2 separate regions of the Homo sapiens genome follow, and region 2 is linked to region 1. A link is an interaction called in ENCODE POLR2A ChIA-PET data of the cell type or tissue named here. Cell type or tissue: PC-9. All regions are shown on one strand.

Evidence for each region. ChIA-PET counts read pairs that join two places held together with the same protein. Peaks named below come from ENCODE experiments on the same cell type or tissue, not always from the same donor. Only the 100,000 strongest peaks of a DNase experiment are listed, where the experiment ranks them.
Region 2: POLR2A ChIA-PET joins it to region 1 with 10 read pairs; 3 of 35 experiments call an interaction of 5 or more read pairs at or near these places.

The regions. Positions count from the first base shown.
Region 1 is chr15:99,086,892-99,094,891 of GRCh38, forward strand. SYNM-AS1 (SYNM antisense RNA 1) reads right to left here. Exons shown (of 3, transcript NR_187219.1): 3 at 4,073-4,279. Among named protein-coding and RNA genes, the nearest start is that of SYNM, 14 kb to the right of the region's middle. RefSeq lists an enhancer at 3,710-3,799. In PC-9, no CTCF peak of the experiment used is centred here; no DNase peak of the experiment used is centred here; H3K27me3 peaks cover 824 bases.
Region 2 is chr15:98,662,955-98,670,954 of GRCh38, forward strand. The region is part of intron 1 of IGF1R (insulin like growth factor 1 receptor); the gene reads left to right. Among named protein-coding and RNA genes, the nearest start is that of IRAIN, 16 kb to the left of the region's middle. RefSeq lists a silencer at 206-500 and enhancers at 5,478-6,677, 6,328-7,053, 7,782-8,000. In PC-9, no CTCF peak of the experiment used is centred here; a DNase peak (open chromatin) is centred at 6,117; H3K4me3 peaks cover 1,011 bases; H3K27ac peaks cover 2,807 bases.

The DNA.
Region 1 (8,000 bases):
ACATACAATACCAAAAATTAGCCAGGTGTGGTGGCTCACGCCTGTAGTCCCAGCTACTCGGGAGGCTGAGGCAGGAGGATCACTTGAACCTGGGAGGTGGAGGTTGCAGTGAGCTGAGATCACACCACTGCACTCCAGCCTGGGCGACTGAGTGAGACTTCCTCTCAAAAAAAGAAAAAAAAAAAAAGAAGGAAAAGATATTTCCTAACTATCCTAAATTCTGTTACATTGACACAAACAAAGATACTTGTTCCATTATAAGTTTCTGGAGAAATCAGAATGAAAAGCTCCATGCCAGTATTATTTCAACAGTCCCTGAAACACGGCTTTGGTGAAGCACTTGAAGAGCTAATGCTTTATACATGGGCATCTCCACTCGGCATCTGGAGTGTTAGTTGCACTTGCTATATTTTAATTTATTAGAATATGTATTTTAAAACAGTAGGCTGGAAATCTGACATATATCCTGATTTTTTTTATCACATTGTCATATAAGGGTGTTTCTAAATTCATTGCCTTTCAGAAGAGAATAGAGCTCCTTGAAAATCGATTAAGTATATTTAATCACGCAATCCAGTCTCTCAGAGGCACCGGAAACATTCTGCTGCTCCCTTGACAGGATGGGCTGTGAGTCTGGCCAGGCCTTTCTGCCTAGCCTTACTGCACAGTCATACTTCTCCTCCGGAATCCTGCCACCCTCCCAGGTGCCACGGCCTCCCTGGTTGTTCCTCTGCCCAGGGTAGAGCCCAAGGGAACAGGTCACAGGCGCCCTTCCCTGGGAAGCACCAGTCCACTCCCGGCCTTCTCGACAACTCTTCCACTCTGCCAAGGGGGAAAAATCTTTCCTGGCCTGGGGGTTCAGGGTGGAGGGTAGAAAGCTGTGTTCTTTCTCCAGGGTAGTTCTCCCAGGTGCCGCATACACGAGGTTTCTTCCATCACCCCAAGACTGAGGCATTGGAAAAGCGAAGGCCAGTGTCTGAATCTTTGCCCTTCCCTACTTTCTGCTGATCATCCTTCCCTAAGTGACCTAGAAAGCTGACAACATGGGGAAGGGGAATCTGGCTATTATTTCAAATATTACCCACCCTCTCCCATACTAGCAGCCCTGGGTCTCTCGTGCCTCCTGTCTAATCAAATCCCAGAAAATGACTGAGCCTCCACCTGACTCAGTATTCATGTCTGCCCAGGTATTCTAACCTTGTGTCCTGCTGTACAAAGTTCAACAGGAATTACTTCCAGGTTTGAGTGTGGTCTGGGGTTGTCTTCACACCATGGCCTTCTACTAACTTGCCAGGTAAAGACTTGACTGTTTGGGATCTGCTGCCTCCCCGCCCCCCACCCCCACCAGCCAAGATCCCTGTGTCAAAATCCAGTGTGATCTCAGTGGAAAAAGCGTATCTAGGACCCAAGATCTGGTACTTGTCACCCCATGACCCACTCCGACTCGTCCTGTCACACTGAGCAAATTGTTCAAAACTCTGTGGCTTGGTGTTGTTGCAAAGTATCAATGACATTTGCTTCCTCCCTTCCTGACAGTTACGTGGGGAGAGCCAGTGAAACACTGTACTACCGTCACTAGCAAACAACAGCTTATTGGACTTGAGACACTTTCACATCTATTATCGCATCTATCCAAATACTTGGCTTCAGAAAAAATAATCCTCATGGGGTATACAAATATAAAGGAGGAGAAATTGCTCTTTAATACACCAAAAAATACCGAGTTCCTTTATCTTCCGGAATTCCGTTCCCTAGCACAGTATTTCCATTTTGATGGGTTTTTCTGCTATTCACTCCTCAAGCATGTCTTTATTTCATTCACAAAGGGAAAACTCACATGGTGGAGCAGCAGTGCGTTCAGCTCTGTGTGGTCCAGCAATTGGAAAGGGATCTCTTGGAAGGAGCAAGGAAGCTACCGCAGTGATCTTGGTGAAGTAGCCAGGTTTGCTGAAATCAATAGGAGGTTTGCAGCCAAACGACTCTCTGGTCTTGGCCGGGCGTGGTGGCTCACACCTGTAATCCCAGCACTTTGGGAGGCCGAGGTAGGCAGATCATGAGGTCAAGAGCTCAAGACCATCCTGGCCAACATGGTGAAACCTCGTCTCTACTAAAAATACAAAAAATTAGCTGGGTGTGGTGGCACGTGCCTGTCGTCCCAGCTACTCGGGAGGCTGAGGCAGGAGAATTGCTTGAACCTGGGAGGTGAAGGTTTCAGTGAGCCGAGATTGCACCACTGCACTCCAGCCTGGTGACACAGCAAGACTCTGTCTAAAACAATAATAATAAAAAAAGAACTCTCTGGTCTTAAGTCCCGTAAAAGACTTGACTCTCAGACTGGGCATCCCATCAGCTTCTCCCTCTTCCCTCCAGCCTCACACATCTTGTTTCTTACCCATACTTCTCCTTTATTCCACAGCAACACCAAAAAGTCCAAAGCTCCCCAACCAGTTAAGACTATTTAGATCTTTTTTTTTTTTTTTGAGATGGGGTCTTGCTATGTTGCCCAGGCTGGCCTTGAACTCCTGGGCCCAAGTGATCCTCCTGCCTCAGCCTTCTGAGTAGCCAGGAATATGGGCATGGCGGCTTCAATCTTTTTGATTCAAGAGGCAATTATTAAGTTCAAGATGGGGTTTATCTAAATGACCACATTACTTAAATAAGAAAATACTGCAACAAAAGCCCATTTGATAAAGCAAATGCTTTCAGAGCAACACACTTTTAATCTTCCAGAGTCATCTCCCACCCATCCACACCTCTTTTCTTATTTTTCCTAATTTCTTTTCTTTTTTTTTGAGACGTAGTCTCACTGTGTCACCCAGGCTGCAGAACAGTGGCATGGTCTCGGCTCACTGCAAACTCTGCCTCCCTGGTTCAAGTGATCCTCCTGTCTCAGCCTCCCAGGCAGCTGGGATTACAGGCATGCGCCACCACGCCCAGCTAATTTTTGTATTTTCAGTAGAGACAGGGTTTTGCCATGTTGGCCAGGCTGGTCTCAAACTCCTGACATCGGGTGATCTGCCCGCCTCAGCCTCCCGAAGTGCTGGGATTACAGGTGTGAGCCACCGTGCCCCTTTTCCTAATTTCATTTTCACATGCACTCCCATCCTTTCAACAAACCTATGTTGAGGGTCTCTTCCATGGAACACCAAATCTAGAGACCCATAGTGGGCAGAACAGACCCTTGCCCTCCAAATGTGCTTTATCACCCTCAGCATTCTCTTTCCTCTTCCAGCCCCTTCTTACCATCTTTCCAAACTCATCCTTGCACTTGTCATCAGCCTTTGTCATCAGCTGATGAGGCCATCAGCTGCTTGTTTTCATCTGGGGGAACCACCAGGGCTCAAACCACAGCCAGAGAAGACACATGCCTCCTGAACCCACCCTCCATGCTCTTAATTTCCTTCCCAGCCCCCTGTTTATCATGGATGGTCTCCATTTTAAACAGAAAATCACTTCTTGTCACCTGTCCTGTCAAAAGTCTTCTGTTAATCCAGTCTGACCTGGTAGCCCCATTGCCCAGCTGTCTGTTTCCAACCTTCAGCTATTTTTCTGGAGGTGACTTAGCAAGCTGCACTCACTCTTCTCCCCTGAGAGTTCCCCGGGCCCATGGCTGCCTGGGGAGACATGTGCAAGTATTACCACCGCTCAAGATGCATTTCTCATGATGAGGCAGAAGTGAAACAAAGCAAGCCTGTACCTCATTTTCATTCACCACCGAGGAATTGCAAATGTTGTGAAAGTGAAACACATTTGCATTCTTCCAATCACCTAATTTATCTGGATTTCCACCTTCATTTGTTAAATAAAGGATTCAGTGAAGCAAAATCAACAAGGCTTTGGGAACTCTTATAAAAACAAATAAAATAAATATTGTGATTCTACAATATGTTTTGACATATTTTGTATTATCTCTTTATGATTCTGGCTGGGGGCAGGAGGGGAAGGATTGACAATTGCTGTAAATCAGGCTTTTCCTGAATGCAATAGCTGTATTTCAGGGACTTCACGCTTATAGAATTTTAGAGCCAGAAACAATTTGTATGAGTTATCTATTGCTGTGTAACAAAGGACCTCAAATCAGCAAATATTTATTATCTCACAGCTTCTGAGGGTCTGGAATCCAAGAGTGGCTTAGCTGGGTTGCTTGGGCTCCGATTCTCACATGGAGCTGCAGTCAAGCTGGGCCACAGCTGCAGTTGTCTCAGGGATTGGCTGGGGCTGGTGAATCCACTTCCAGGCTCACTTGCATGGTTGCTGGCAGCTCTTGGTTCCTCACAGGCTGTGGGCCAGAGGCTTCAGTTACTCACTGGCTACATCTCCAAAGGGTGCCAATGACATGGCATCTAACTTCTCCCAGAGTGAGGGATCCAAAGCAGAGAGAGAATGACCAAGAAGGAAGCCATAGTACCTTTTTTTTTTTTGAGAGGGAATCTCACTCTGTCACCCAGGCTGGAGTACAGTGCCACAATCTCGGCTCACTGCAACCTTCGCCTCCTGGGTTCAAGTGATTCTCCTGCCTCAGCCTCCTGAGTAGCTGTGATTACAGGCATGCACCACCACGCCCAGCTGATTTTTGTATTTTTAGCAGAGACGGGATTTCACCATGTTGGTCAGGCTGGTCTCAAACTCTTGATCTGCCCACCTCGGCCCCCAAAAGTGCTGAGATTACAGGCATAAGCCACTGCGCCTGGCCCATAGTACCTTTTATAATCCACTATCAGAAGTGACATACCAACCACCCTAGGTACAATGACGAAGTAACGGCAGGAGATGGGGATCACTGGGCACTGTCTTGGAGGCTGGCTACCCCAGAATCTTAGAAATAGTGGCATCTTGTTCCCTTAATGACAGCTAAGGAAGCTAAGGTCCGAGAGTTATAACCTCTGAGTGAGTTGGCCAACATCACACCAGAAGTTAATCACCAAACCAGAACTTGAACCCAGACTTTCTATATTTTAAAACATTGCAATTTAGCAGCCACATATTTTACTCATTCAGTGCTTACCAAAAGCAAGAACTGGACTAGGCAGCATGGAGATTCCAGGATAAAGAATACAATCATGGTCCCTAACCACAAGGTCACAGGAGTGGTGTGGAGTGGGATATACCGAATGAGATTACCCAGTAGAATGGAGCACACTTCATCAGAAAGTTACAACTGAACACCCTTGACAGTTCAAAGGCAGGCCTGATTTCCACCGCCACCCTCAGGGCAGGCTTTGCGGAGGAGGTAACATCTGAGTTGGGCCTTGAAGTATAGATGGATTTAGGCAGATGGGGATGAATGGGGTGGGGCTAGGCTGAGAGTCCACGATTTAACCCCGATGTCTCCAAATCTAACTCTGTGAGCTTCAACTATGGCAGTATTAATCAAAGGCTCCAGCTCTGAGTTACCCTTTTGGCTGCTGATGACTAAACTTCGGGGCTATCTGGAAGGAGGGCCTTGGTAGCTTTTGTAAGAACTTCAGTTGCCTTGGCTGCCACTGACATTTTTATTGATGATGCTGACACTTTGTGATCGAGAAATTGAAACCAGCTTCCTGACCATAGCTATCGACGTCATCCAGACAATCCCCCAATACAGTGCAAAAACAATTTCAAGTAGTTTGTGAGTCCATAAATTATCCTTGCCTGCTGATTTAGCCGCTTGCGAGTTGATGTAGGAAATTTACTATTGAGGAGGTGGTAAGAGGTTAGAAAGGGTGGGCTTGAGTTGAGGGCAGCATTTCCCCAACCACAGGCCAGGAGTCTTCAGGAAGGTGGGAGTGGAGGGGTGGCCAGCGGAGGCCCATTACAGAAATGTGTTCAATCAGACTCATTGTCCACCACATTTAGAAAGCCCACAGGTGGGCCGGGTATGGCGGCTCATGCCTATAATCTCGTACTTTGGGAGGCTGAGGTGGGCGGATCACCTGAGGTCAGGAGTTCTGGACCAGCCTGGCCAACTTGGTGAAACCCCGTCTCTACTAATCACACAAAAATGAGCCGGGTGTGGTGGCAGGCGCCTGTAATCCCAGATTCTCAGGAGGCTGAGGCAAGATAATTGCTTGAACCTGGTAGGTGGAGGCTGCAGTGAGCCAAGATCACGCCACTGCACTCCAGGCTGGGCTGGGCGACAGGGTGAGATCCGTCTCAAAAAAAATAAAGAAAAGAAAACCCACAGGTGTTGATGAATGCCAGGCCCATGTAATTGACTAACGTGTAGACGGCATCATTTGAATGAAGGGTTTTGAAATTATAAAGCAAGATCCATTAATGAGTCATGATATTAAATTTGTGGCACCAATCCAGCACTAAAAAGGAGATTAAAACATTGGAGGGATAAGTAATGCTTTGTAGAATTTTTGTTTCAGTTGCTTGCATGTGTGTGCAATGAAAAATGTATTTCCTTTTGATGTGGTCACTGACAAAACAGTTTGTGTTTTATCTACTTTATTTTTTTTTAAATATTTTATTTTTGGAAACAGGGTCTTGCTTGTCACCCAGGCTGGAGTGCAGTGGTGATCACAGCTCCCTGCATCTTCAAACTCCTGGGCTCAAGCGATCCTCCTGCCTCAGCCTTCTGAGTAGCTGGGACTACAGGCACACCACCACGCCTAGCCAAGTTTTTTATGTTTAGTAAGAGATGAGGCCTCACTATGTTGCCCAGGCTGGTCTTGAACTCCTGGCCTCAAGTGATCCTCCTGCCTCAGCCTCCCAAAGTACTTCAAAGTACTTTAGAAACATAAAACTAACATTTCAAATGATACTGTAGATAGCACTTCTTGGGATAAATGTCTCTTTTTTTTTTCCTTCGAGATAGAGTCTTGCTCTGTCACCCAGTCTGGAGTGAAGTGGTGCCATCTCGGCTCACTGCAACCTCCGTCTCCTGGGTTCAAGCAATTCTCCTATCTTAGCCTCCCAAGTAGCTGGGATTACAGGTGCATGCCACCATGCCTGGCTAATTTCTATATTTAGTAGAGATGGCATTTCACCATGTTGGCCAGGCTGGTCTTGAACTCTGGACCTCAGGTGATCCACCTGCCTTGGCCTCACAAAGAGCTGAGATTACAGCCGTGAGCCACCCCGCCTGGCCGAGATAAACGTCTCTTTAAAAAAATCAACTTTATTGTAGCATATGTAACTAAAATTTACTATTTTTTTTTTGAGATGGAGTCTTGCTCTGTCACCCAGGCTGGAGTGCAGTGGCACGATCTTGGCTCACTGCAAGCTCCGCCTCCCGGGTTCACACCATTGTCCTGCCTCAGCCTCCCAAGTAGCTGGGACTACAGGCGCCCGCCACCATGCCCGGCTAATTTTTTGTATTTTTAGTAGAGACAGGGTTTCCCCGTGTTAGCCAGGATGGTCTCGATCTCCTGACCTCGTGATTCGCCTGCCTTGGCCTCCCAAAGTGTTGGGATTATAGGCGTGAGCCACCGCGCCCGGCCAAAATTTACTAATTTTTAGTGTGCAGCTTAAGGAACTAGAATGTATAGTTGTGTTACCACCACGCAAGTCAAGATGTGGAAGAGTTCTGTTTTACCAAGAAGGTTCCTGTTCCCCTTCTCAGTCAGTCCCCTTCCATCACCTAGCCTGTCATGTACAAGGGGGGCCAACGAATCTAGGGCAGAAGCAGAAGGAGGGGTGAGTTGATCAATATGTATTGAGGATCCACAGCACGTAGGGCTTTGTAGGTCAGATGTCCAGGGCTTTGGGTTTACTCTAAAAGAAATGGGGAGGCACGGGAGGGTTTTGAGCGAAGGACTGATCCGATTTAGGTTTTGAAAAGACTATGGAGAAACTACTTTACATATACACAAGGGGTGAACAAATAAAAAACTATACTACAGGTAATGAGAGCCAGGCTTCTCACTGCTGGAGAAAGAAGTTACAAATGAGAAATAAGGGAAGGAAGGCTAGAACAATCCTTGTGGATGGGAGTTGGAGGCATCAGTATGAACTTGTGTGTGGACAGCCAGCTAGATACATAGAGAAATAAATATAGACATGCCTGTAGACAC
Region 2 (8,000 bases), 420 kb before region 1:
CGCTGAGAAGGGTGTTCTGGGGAGGCTGCTCTGGTCTCTCGATGGAGTCAGGATTGGGGGACAGATAGACACCCCGGTGTGAGCCAGTGATGGTATAGATGAGGGAGGCAGTGAGGACAGGCTCAGGGAGGGAAGTCTTGTCTCTAGACCTGAGACCAGGAAGCAGGAATGGACTGGACAGGTTGGCCCAGCTGAGGGAGGTGACTGGTGAGATGGGTCCTCGGTGTGAGGGGCTGGGTTGCCAGAGGAGCTGTGGGCTGGGGTGGTTTGTCGAGAGAGCAGTCCCAGTTGATGGAGAGGCAGGACCCGCAAAACAGGTTGGCTGCAGGACTGGGGGCGGTAGCACAGGGCAGCTCCCGAGGAGACACCTGGCACTTTTAAGGCATGGAATGGAGAGAGCTAGGGGAGAGCACACCTGCAGTGAGGCAATTCACATAGCAAAGTTCTCCGGAAACTGCAGTGTTCAACTTTTTTAAAGAATAGCTGGATGTTAGAAAAGTGGAGGAACTGTCACCTTTATTAGGGGCATCATGGATACCTGGTAGCATCAAGGGCTAGGGTTAAAACCCGTGGAGTAATACGCCCTCCTATTGTGTTCCTCTCCTCTAAAAATGAAGGTGAAACTGTTTCAGGTGAGCGCTGTTGTTGTTCGTTTGCTGGGGCACTGCTTTCTGATTTTTAGAGGAGTCCAGGCTGGAGACTGACCCCTGCCTTTTTCTGAGTTGGGCCGGCTGGGCCCGAGGCTGGTTCTGGGCTGGGCCAGGCTGATGCAGTGGCCTTGGGCTTCCCGAGGCTGGGAGAGGGCGGTGGCCCCCGCTACCCTGAAGAGCTGGCCAACGCGGCAGGGCTCTTTCCAGTCCTTACCATGCAAGTGAAGAGGAACAGTTTGTTTAAAGAGGGGTGCCAGCTTCACATCCAGGCCTGGACTTTGCTACTGGTGCTTTTGAACTTGTGTTGATTTATGTTTGTAAATTGACTGGACACATTGTGGTTCTTGATGAGAAGCAATTGCCCATCCTTAGCCCACGATTAGTGCCACTCTCTGGGTGCTGCCTGTTCTGCCACTGTAACTGTTTTCACTTGACAAATAACATTAAAAAACACAGTTCTGCAAGAGACTTCCTGGGAGGGTGGTATCATTTGGCCTGTGGGCTTTTGTAACACTTTCCTGCTATTAGGAGAGTGAATTCTGAATTTTCAATCACGTTCACCTGTTGGAGCAAGTAGAGTTTCAGACGGTCTCCGCTTTTCTCGACTAGAAAGCAGGCCTTCTCCCTTTTCCCCCCAGTCTTGTTTCATGACACCATTCCCCTCTGAGATGAGGGTTGGAGAATTAGAAGTCTACTGATGCATTGTACCGGGGCACGTTATTGACCCTCTCTGCTCTCCTTTCCTCATCTGTAAAATGGAAGATAATGCCACCCATCAGGCCGAGTGCGGTGGCTCATGCCTGTAATCCCAGCACTTTGGGAGGCCGAGGTGAGCGGATCACCTGAAATCAGGAGTTCGAGACCAGCCTGGCTAACATGGTGAAACCCTGTCTCTACTAAAAATATAAAAATTAGCCAGGCACAGTGGCATGCACCTGTAATCCCAGCTACTCAGGAGGCTGAGGCAGGAGAATCACTTGAACCTGGGAGGTGGAGGTTGGAGGTTGGAGGTTGGAGGTTGGAGGTTGCAGTGAGCCAAGATCGCGCCACTGCACTCCAGCCTGGGCGAGAGTGAGACTCCATGTCAAAAAAAAAAAAAAAAAAGTGTCACCCATCTTGGAGGATCGTTACCAATACTTCATGAGTGAATACATACACATTTCTTAGAACCTAGGGTTTATAAACACTAGGAGTTAGCTGATACTATTGTTGCTAAGGATAGAGGAAATACGCATTAGAAGTTATTTACTTCCTTTAAAAAAAAAAATACCCTTTGGGTGTGTATTGATTCTGATGTTTTGCTCCTAGCTACATTTGCCGTTTTTTTTTGACTGCAGAATTAGGAACCAGCTTCATTTTTTTTTTTTTTTTTGGATGGAATCTCGCTCTGTCGTCCAGGCTGGAGTGTGGTGGCGCAATCTTGGCTCACTGCAAGCTCCACCTCCCGGGTTCACGCCATTCTCCTGCCTCAGCCTCCCCAGCAGCTGGGACTACAGGCGTCCGCTGCCACACTAATTTTTGTATTTTTAGTAGAGATGGGGTTTCACCGTGTTAGCCAGGATGGTCTTGATCTCCTGACCTTGTGATCCGCCCACCTCGGCCTCCCAAAGTGCTGGGATTAAAGGCGTGAGCCACCGCGCCCGGCAGGAACCCAGCTTCATTTCTTGTAAAGAGAGTTTGACAAGCGCTCCACTGGGGATAGCAGCACAGCTTCCTCCTTTTCTGTCCCTGTCTCCCTCCTGACTCTGCATCTGCCTCCGTTTGAAGCATCCTCCTCCAGTAAGTGGGTCATTTGGATTCCAAGGCCCTTTTGAGGCCATGGTGATGGATCATTTGCGTTATCAATGTGAACTGTGGATGTCCCTTCGCCCTTCAGTCTCTTCCTTCTTCAAGGAGGGGGAGGTAATTGGGGGTCATGTGGCCTGGGGAAGAGCCTGGTCACGAGCATGAGGGATGTGAGTGGGACTATGTTTCCAGCCAAAATTTAGGGCACAGGATCTGAAAAACACTTAGATTAAGTATCTGCAACACAAATTAGGGTATTTTAAATTGAATGTGGAGAACCCTGAGAACCTGTGCCCTTTGTGCGTGGATGGCTGCTTGCAAGGATGAGCATCCCCAGCTGGAGCGGCCCATGGCTGCCAGAACAGGAGAAGGCTTCAGTCAGGTGGGAAGCCAGCTGCAGTGTGTTGCCTGATGCAGGATGGTGCGAGAAGGAGCTGCTCTCTTGCTCTGCTCCCTGGATCGCACAAGGTCTTCCTGAGACCAGAATTCAAGGTTAGTCCTGTTTAGGCAACTTGGTAGATGGACTTGAATGGTCTTGCTAAGCGAATATTGCCTATGGTGGTATTTGCAAGGAAAACAAAAGTGTTTTGAGCCCAGACTAACCAATTTAACAATGCTAGTAGGTAAGGATACTACTGTTTGCTTTCTGTGATGAGAGGTCTCTTAGGAGGAGGGGTTAATTCTTTTGATTTAAAACTTACTACTTGAGGCAAATAGGCACATGAAAAGATGTTGAAAGTCACTAGTCATTGGTGAAATGTAAGTCAGACCCACAATTGGTACTTCATACTCATTAGTATGGCTATTACCAAAAACACCAGATGATAGCAAGCATAGGCCAGGATGTGGAGATGTTGGAACCCTTGTGCCTTACTGGTGAGACTGTTAAAATGGCACAGCCTTTTTTTTTTTTAACAGGAAGATGATATGGTGCTTCCTCAATAAATTCATCATAGAATTGCCATATGATCCAGCAATTCCACTTTGGGGTATATGCCCAAAAAGAAGTGAAAGCAGGGGCTCGAACAGATATTTGTACACCCATGTTCATGGCAGCAAATAATTCAAAATAGCCAAAAAGTGAAAGCAACTCAAGGGTCCATCCATAGACGGGTGGATAAACAAAATGTGGTCTATCCATACAATGGAATATCATTGAGCCTTAAAAAGGAAGGAAATTCTATGATGTGCTACAATGTCTGTGAACCTTGAAGACACTCTGCGAAGTGAAAGAAGCCAGTCATGAAAGGACAAACAGTGCATAATTGTTACCCTTACGTGAGCTATGTAGAGTAGTCACATTCATAGAGACGGAAAGTAGAATGGTGAGGGGCGGTGAATAGAGGCTGGGGGGAGGGAGCAATGAGGAATTGGTGTTTAATGGGTACAGAGTTTCAGTTTGGGAACATGTAAAAGTTCTAGAGGTGGATGGTTACGGTGGTTGAGCAACATTGTGAATCAGTGTCAGTGAACTATACACTTAACAAGGGTTAAAATGTTAAATTCTTTGTTGTGTATATTTTACCACAATTTTAAAAAGCTTATTTCTCAATTGTTTATGCGAGTATATGTGTGGAATAGTTGGGGAGACAAATTCAAGGAGACCAGTCCTTGTCCATGGCGGTCCTAGGTACCACGGGATCACTGCGGGGGAACTGTGAGGTCAGGAGAGGCCTTGAAAAAAAACGCAGGTTTGAGCTGAGTCAGATGGAATGGGTCTGTTTTCTATATCAAGAGACAGTATTGCAGATAATTTTTTTCTTTCAAGGAAAGCAAGTCAGGAGTCAAACTCATGCCACCGTAGTCACAAATGAAATTTATTGCTAATCAGCCATGTGACGTGTAATTGCTTTTTCATTTTCTTATTTTTCCAGAAGAGAGATTTGTTTAGATGTTTGATTCCCTCACTGATTATGATTATACTGGAAGTTTTTCATTTGTTTTGACAGCTCAATTTTTTTTTTATTGTAAATGGACTGCCTCATTACAGAGGGGGGAGCCCTTGAAAGAAAGGGATTGACCTCTGCAGGCAAGAATCTGAGCATCCTAAAAGTAGAAAAGGGCTAGAGGCTTCGCCTTACAGGCCAGGAAGCTTGGAGGGACGCGCTGCTAGAGACCATGGCACGCATGCTGTGTGTCGAAGGCCAGGTCCGCCTGTCTGCCTCTCCAGCAGATACTCTCTGGGGCTATTTTTTTCTGCTTGGTTGTCATCCTTTGGTTTAACCAGGCGCCAGGGCTCAGGCCTGGACCTGCTGGATTCCAAAGAAGACTTCGAGGTGGCCGAGCTTGTCTGGCTTCCAGAGGAGCTTTCTCTGTCCCGCCCGGGGGAGTGGCTCACCTTGGTCTGAGACCAATGGGAGGAAGCCTGCTGCGGGCAACTGGTCTGTGCCTGGAAGTTGGACTTGCATTTTCTCTGGACCTCCAAAGCAAACCCGAATGACCACTCTCATCCTCCCCTTTTGCTTGTTTGTGTATGTGCTTGTTTTGCCTGGTCGTCAGGCAGGAGGTGGTGTCAGATGATGAGAGGTGTTGCTCGTCCCTGGGTTGGTTCTCTTACGGGGCTGTATGGATGTCTTAGCTCAGACTGCTGTGACAGGTTACTATAGACTGAGGGCTAAAACCACAGACTTATGTTTCTCACAGTTCTGGAGGCTGGAAGTCTGAGATCAAGGTGCCGACCAAATTTGGTTTCTGTTAAGGGTCCATTTCTTGGCTTGCAGATGACAAATGTCATGTGTCCTCACAGGGTGGAGAGAGCAAGGGGCTCTGGTCTCTTCCTCTTTATGTAAGGGCATTGTTGCCATTATGGGGGCTCTACCCTCAGGACCTCATCTAAACCTGATTACCTCCCTAAGGCCCCACCTTCAGATACCACTGAAGGTATCTGGGGGTTGGGGCTTCAGTATATGAATTGGAGGGGACACAGTCATGCAGTTCAGAACAGTGGAGCAGTGTGCCATAGTGAAGGGATCTCCAGACCAGGATTCTCTATGGAAGTTCTTGGCCAGGTCTGAGAGTTGGTTACAGATCATTAAAATTTACATGGAATCCAGTACTTGAAAGTACATGTCTTCAGGATGGCGCTGAGCACATTCGCCTCTGTAACCAAATGCCTGAAATGTGTAGTGCACCTTCTGAGCACCCCAGTGCTTTCCTTAAAGTGAATGCAGTTTGAGAGGAACTCAATTATTGAGAAATTTTATATGACCCCATTTCTCTCATTTTAGGACAGATAAGTTGCTTATTTTAAACTCTGCAGGAGCTACATAGAGGAAGTTATACTCCAGGAGAGCTTAAATTTCACTCTCTGAAAACTCTGTTCCATGTAAGTACATTCCTCCTCTCTCCCCTCCTCAGTGAGCACGTACCCATCAGATGTGTGGAATTCTATTAAAAGCAGCTCCTCGTGACCCTCCAGGGTCTGTTTTGTAAAGCTGACACCAGCATCAGTGAGTTGGAAGGGGCTGCCACAGAAGACAGACTTACTGCTGCAGCCCGCTTCAGAGCCCTCAGTAGTACTTTTTCCTCTCCCAGCAAATCCAGGAGGCTGGGAAGGTGATTGTTAATTGTTTATGAGCATTAACTGTTTACCAGTCATACTTACTATTTTAAATCTGACCCTGCCATTATGTTGTTTTGTTTCTGTTCACAGCTGAGCTTTAAGCTGGGTAGAATTTCGTGATGAGTCACTCCTATGACTGTAAAATCAGTATCGATCAAGCCTTCCTGTTCATCCTGTGAGCAGTTTAGAGACAGATGAGACAGGCTTATGGTTTCCACTGGCTCGGCTCCGTGCGTGTGCGGATTGGGCTTCCTGAGAGCCTGGTTAGCCCCTTTTATCTGCTCTCTGAAACCTGCGCAAGGGTGTTTAGCATGCACCTTGAAACCTCTGCTGCCTGAAGACAGTGTGCTTAAATGAAGGGTATACAAACCCATGTGAGGTTTTCTCTTCCCTTTTCCATGAACTCCACCCCAATTACCTGTTTGAATTTTGCATGCCAGTTATTTTCAGGGAACTAGTGACCCTTTTCTTGCCACCCTGGGCTTTGAATTGAAGGCCAGTGTGCCACCTTTTCTTTGGCTTTGTTAGAACGTTGCCCTCAGGGTCATATGTGCTGGCTGCTATGAATTCTTACTGCTTGATGGACAGAGAAAGGTGAGGGTTAGATATCTGGACAGGGCATGACAGGGCGGGTCATCGAGTAGGAACATTGGGACCTTTTGCTTCCAGGCTTGAGCAGTGGGTGAGAAACACTGTCTTCCCATTAGGGCAGTGGGTGAAACACTGACTTCCCTCCATCCTCTGGGCAGCCTTGTCAGGTGGGTGTGGAAGCTGAGGTGTGTCTGCCCCAGGCTGTGCAGTCAGCCCCGTGTTCTAGCTTCCCGTGCCGAACCTGGCCCTGGAGGCTGTCTGCCTGGCAAGGGGGCTGCACAAAGCTCGGAGGGGCATTTCTGGTGCTTGGTAGATGGTAGGCCTGCCCCCAGTGCACTGATAAGAGCATGGGCTGAGAGTGCCACTTGGATTCGGCTACAGTGGGCGGCAGAGTGGGGGTGACTGGTGTTGCTTTTACTCTAGAGCAGAGGAGGCAGATGAGGTAGATCGGGGCCCCAGGGATGCTGAGCTGAGCTGGGTAGAGAGAATTTGGTTTTGTAGGATTTGGAGACAGAGACAAATTTGGAGTGTTTGGATGTTCGGGGACCTGCAGGAGGTATGTGAGGTGTGTAAAATGCAGCCCCTGTTTTAAAAAGAGCTTACATTGTCTCTTGAGAAGATAAGGTGTGCCCAGCTGTGGAATGGAACCAGATGCTTTTATGAGTGAGGATGGAGTGAGCACACTGGGAAAGAGCCCTGGAATTGGAGGAAGAGATCATTTTGCCCAGAGGGATCTTGGAGGTCTCCTGGAGGAGGGTACTTAGATGATCAGAAGGATTATACTAGACTTGATGGGGTGGTCTTGGCATCAGAACTTTAAAAATGTATTTTGGGGCTGGAAGCAAGGCTGGAGAGGAAGGTTTGTTTAAGTTGTAGTGGGGGATGAGGCTGGGGGCAAATCAGGGATGGTTTTCCAGGTCTGTAAAGGCTGGGGTAAGAGGAATGGTTGGTTCTTAAGAGCAAAAAAAATCCCTTACATATTGGTTCTCTTATTTGTGCTAAGTTAAATACATGGGAGGCTACTGGTGTTTATGAAATAACCCTGAGCCTTTTTGGGGAGGTAGTAGTGGATGTCTGATGGAAGAGATAGAAGACTGGTCCCAGGGGTTCTTAGTGGCACCTTCCTCTCAGGTCATCACTGTGCTTTTGCACATTGCAGTTATATTTGACTACATTTGATTATGGCAGATTTACTTAGAAGGGCACTGGAAAAAAGCCTCCCAAATTACAACTGACACAGGAAATGACTTTATTTTCTTCTATTTTTTTTCTTTGCTTTTCTCCCCCAATCAACATACATTTTTAAACCTGTCATCTCACATGACCTGCCGGTAGAATTGATATGTTTAATTTCTGTAGAAAATAACTGGAAATATTTCACAAGCTCCAGTAGCTTCCTGTTGTAGGGACCC